Linked DNA regions of Homo sapiens: region 1 is linked to region 2. Evidence: chromatin loops called from intact Hi-C (ENCODE). Cell type or tissue: ascending aorta. All regions are shown on one strand.

What was found. Peaks named below come from ENCODE experiments on the same cell type or tissue, not always from the same donor. Only the 100,000 strongest peaks of a DNase experiment are listed, where the experiment ranks them.
Region 1: it touches region 2 in a loop (7-fold over the local background); 3 of 110 quality-filtered maps call a loop at or near these places.

What each region holds. Positions count from the first base shown.
Region 1 is chr1:176,842,910-176,845,409 of GRCh38, reverse strand. PAPPA2 (pappalysin 2) reads right to left here. Exons shown (of 23, transcript NM_020318.3): 23 at 1-2,500. Among named protein-coding and RNA genes, the nearest start is that of MIR488, 190 kb to the left of the region's middle. In ascending aorta, a CTCF peak has its summit at 1,494; a DNase peak (open chromatin) is centred at 1,859.
Region 2 is chr1:176,655,212-176,657,711 of GRCh38, reverse strand. All of the region lies in intron 3 of PAPPA2 (pappalysin 2), which reads right to left. Among named protein-coding and RNA genes, the nearest start is that of PAPPA2, 190 kb to the right of the region's middle. In ascending aorta, a CTCF peak has its summit at 1,376; a DNase peak (open chromatin) is centred at 1,241; H3K27ac peaks cover 1,772 bases.

The sequences.
Region 1 (2,500 bases), 190 kb before region 2:
AATAGAAAAAAGAGAAGATGAGAATCAGGAAGAGCTCTTTACTTTCACAATCCCTTTACTTTAATTTCTGTCAGTATCTGCCCATTCTCCTCACCCTGTCCCCTTACCTGCCTTTCTGATTGGAGGCTGTCATGCTAGTTGTTAGAGCCAGCTAGCCCTGGGCCACCTGGGCACAATCAAACACACAGAAGAGTCTCTGAGAAAGGCTCTCAATGACCACATGGGTGGATAAGAGTAGCAGAATGTGGACCACCACATGGATTGAGTGTGAGTTGATGTTGCTGGGATCTGTGACCACAGTGTCTTAGTCCTTCCACTTTATCAGTGACCTGAGTTGCTCAAAACATCAGGTCCCAGGAACAAAGACTGGAAGAACCTGCTGTCTCTGAATAGCTATAGCTGACTATGGCTGGGAAGCCTTATAGCCTAAGAGGCTCTTCACACACAACAGGAACTTTCCTTTTGCTTTCCCAGAGCAGTGGTGAATTGCAGATAATAAAATATTTTAAAATGAAATTTAAAACAGAAATGTTCTTACTGTTGCTCTTGTGGAGAGACTGCATGAAGACACACACTGGCATGAACCACAGGCTCCATGTTCCTGAGCTGAGTAATGCCCAGGATAACAATTCCTCTGCCTCAATCTCAGACAAAGTAGGATTCTCCAAGGCAGAACTTAGAATGTGTCTAGCAATTTGGACATTTTCCCCAATAAAACAAGTTTATAAAATTTTGAAAATAGAGTGTCTAAACTTTTCCATTGTCCTTTGCATATTGAAGCCTATCAGAATCCCAAGAATAAATATGTTTGTCTTCTTGGGGGCACTAAGCATGACCCAAGACAATGAATGGTATCTGAACTACATTTTCTTTACACTAGAGATTAGTAGACAAAAGGTTTTTTTTGAATGGGTGAACTCTGCTCTTTCCTTTTCCCAATAACTTTGCAACCCTCATTCCACAAACCCACAGATTAATGTGGGTACATCACCTTATTCGTGTTTTATTCTCTTTCAGGATATTGTTCTTCCCTACGTGATAGTGTGGATAATATTTCTATCATTGTGGTAGTATTTCCTATTCCTATTTGCACAGCCATTGCTCTAGTGTTGATGGGAAGAGTAGAAAAACTGTGGTCAAAGCAAAAGAGCAGAAGATGAGAAGAGACCACAGCTGAGCTCTAAATTTTGTCTGTTCTTGGTTTCCATTGGAGAAGAAACTTTAAAGGAGACAAGCCTCACTCACAGCCTTCCTAAAATGAGTAAAACTAGAATGTTAAACAGAAACTGGCTCCTTACTCACTTTCCCTAGGGTCTAATCCAGAAACCGTTACAAGAAAATGTAACTGCAGTAGATCACATCCCAGTGAGCCTGGGATGTAAATAGAGAGAGGCTTAATATGGTCATTTCATGTGCATTCCATCTATTGGATAAGAAAGGGTAAAAACAACAAAATGGACATTAAATAGTTGAAATTCTTCTGTCTCCCCACAGAGTGTCACCCTTGCTCCATGCATTTCCATGGCTTGCTCAAGTCAAAATCTCTGGCTCACAGATTTTGTACATGATACTTGAAGAGAATTTATCTCAGATTCTTCATTGCTCAAGGGACCCACTTTGGTCTTCTTTGGAGACTTGGAACAAGGACCGAGTCTCCCTGATCACTTCCATTCTCATGCCCGGGCCTGGATTTAACCCTGACAGCTCTTGCCTGTTCTTTCATCTCCTCCCACCTTTCCCCTATATCATTTCCATAAAATTTTTCCTCCAGAAAAATCAACACTTGGTCATGTGACTGGCCAGACTTGGAGACTTCTAACAAGAAGTAGGACTACAGGCCAAGTATGAGGAGTGTGTGAGTTCCTGTAATCCTGGTGATCAGAGAATGGGCCATAGTACAAACTTGTTGACTGGCTGACAGCCACACTTGGAACAGGCATGTGTGGAAGTGCAGAAAATCCTAGGTCTCACCGACTCCAGTTGGGAGTTCTGAGAAGTTGACAAAAGTTAGTATATTCTTTGTGGACAGATATTCAAGAACCATAGTCTAGTTCTCCTGGACCCATCACCAATGGTATTCACACTCAACTTCCTATGCCTCTTAGTACCACCATTCCAACTCCCCATCTCCTTGGTCATAAAATGGGCCCAGCTCCCAGGTCATAAAAAAAAAGATGATTAGCTTTACATGCTAGCATCCAGAATTCCATCTAATTACTCTCTCTCCTTCTGTACTTCCCATTCAACCTGCCAATCCGCATCCATAGAAAGATGGGAAAATAAGTTGCCTTTCTGTCCTCAAAGTCTCAACATTCATCTTGAATGTGAACTTCACAGCAGCATGTGTGGAACAATGAATAATTTTTAGCTTAGTAAACAGCAAAAAATATAATATATATAATATATTTATATAATTATGTTTAAATACTTATAAAGAATTAATAACTAACTTCATTATTTAAGGGAAACTACACAAAAAGAAAAAGAGCCAGTTGAGAGC
Region 2 (2,500 bases):
AAATTCCCACCCAAACTTGTTATTCTTTCTGTTTCACACTGCCTGAGCTGTCCAATTACTCAATTTAAAAACTGAGAAATTATTTTGGACTCTTCCTCTTCCTGACTACACCACATTCAATTAATTGTCAATTTCTGTTGGTTCTATTTATAAATATCTCTTAAATCCAACCACACCCTTCTAGTAAGCTTCTCTGTTCCGTGTTTTGCACTCCTTGAATACAAACTCCACGCTTTCTCAAGACTAACCTTTCAAAAATGGCAGATCTAATCATGTTCCTTCTCTGCTTTAAGGAACTCTAAATGTCTTACTATGGTTTACAAGACCTTTCAGGATCTGGCTGCTAGTAACCTCTCTAGCATCAATCTTTCTACTTCCTTCTAACTCTCGTGAATGTTTCCCTCTCTCTTATCCGGGCCACTGGGCTTTTGGACCAATAGCATCTGCCTTCCCTTCCATGCCTATCTCCAGGATAACTTCTTTTCATCTGACAGATTTTGGTATAGATGTCAATTCTGGGAAGGCTTTCCTAATACCCTAAATCCTGGTCTGGTGCTTTTGTCCACAACTTTTGTGACACCTTTTACTTTCACTGCCAGAGTGCCTGGCAGAGTGCTGCTTCTTGAGGACTCCCCAATTAAGCCACAGACTGTGGGAGTAGGAATGCTGTCTGGGCTTGTTCAGTATTGTGCCTTGAGTGTTCAGCACAGGGTCTGAGATTTAGTAGTTGCCCAGTAATTCCTCTCTGAATTAATGAGTATGTCCCCCTCACCTCTAAAGTCAAAGTGTAAAGAATTTTCAATGACCAATGTTCTTATAAGACCAGTTTACTTTCTCTATTTCAAAAAAAAACAGAAAGTCTAGAGTTCAGTTTAGTGCATGTATGCTGTCAAAAATAACTGACTTCTGGTGTGTGTGTGTGTGTGTGAAAGAGAGAGAGAGAGAGGGAGATTACAGAAAGAATGCTTTGCTTGAAAACAGGATTTGAAGAAAATCTTTAAAATGTTCTAAAGCAATTGAGGAAAGAGGTTTAAGAGAAGAGAGAAGAAGCACAAAAGAATGACTAAAATACTGGATGACTTCACAAGTTTTTACCATTAGCTGAGACACATCATGTCCGCTCCAGTTACCAACAATAACTACTCTTCCCGGGAAAAGCTTCCTATTTTTAAACCTGGTGTAATGCCTGTGGAATTACATTGCCCATTCCTACCCAGGCCCCGAGAGCTTATCATCATAGAGTGTTTTTGCCAAGAATCTGCTCTGCCCTTAGTCACCATACAAAGAGTTGTCAAAGACAGAGTGAGGAGAGAGGTTGGGCTTTGGGTGTAGTTTTGTTTTTTGCTGCCTACCAGTGGCAGCAGGTCCTATAAACTGCTCTTTGGAGTTTGGCTGTTTCAGATATAACTAGACTCTGTAGTTTAAGGGGATTCTACAGCAGAGCAATATCAGCAAACCTAGGAGAGGGAAGCAATGAAGTATTATCTGCCTTGTTTTCCATTTAGAGTTCATCTCCAGCATTAATATAGTCAGCTACTATTGAATAAGCACTTGACAATATGCAAGATGATATGTTAAGTTGCTGGGACCTGTGCTCAGGGAACCAGCAAAGAGAGAGAAAGTTCAATATTGAAAATATATTCAGAAATCTATTTCTGAAAAAAAAATATTCTGAAAATCTGCAGACAATATTAATTTTGCTTTATTTTAAAAATTAAATGTTTACTTTTGATTTATATATCACGGGACAGTGATGGAAGGGATGTTTTCTGAGGTTCTCAAAACCATTAATCTGGCCCAGGAAAAGGTATATAGAGTCAAAAGAGAAAAGAGGATAAACTCTAAGGAACAGAAATTTTTACTTTTTATTTCTTTATTTGTATAATTTATGGGGACCGGTGTAATTTTGTTACATGGATATATTGTGTGCTGGTGATGTCAGAGCTTTTAATGTGCCTATCGCCCAAATAATATACACTGTACCCATTAAGTAATTTCTTATCATCCACCCGCTTTCTACTCTTCCACTTTTCCAAGTCTCCATTGTCTATCATTTCACACTCTGTGTCCATGTGTACACATTATTTTTATCTGACTTATAAGTGAGAAGATGCCATTCTGACTGGTGTAAGATGGCATCTTATTGTGGATTTAATGTGCATTTTGCTCATGATAAGAAATATTGAGCATTTTTTAATCCGCTTGTTGGCCATTTATATATCTTCTGAAAAATGCCTATTTATTTCCTTTGCCCATTTTAATGTGATTATTTGGGGTTTCTTTTATTTTTGAGTTGTTTGAATTTCTTATAGAGTCTGGATGTTAGTTCCCTGTCAGATGAATAGTTAACAAATATTTTCTCTCATTCTGCAGGTTGTCTGTTCGATATCACAATGGATGCAGAAAAAGCATTTGAAAAAAGTCAACATCACTTCATGATAAAAACCATGAGCAAACTAGGCATAGACGGAACACATCTCAAAATAAAAAAGTCATATAT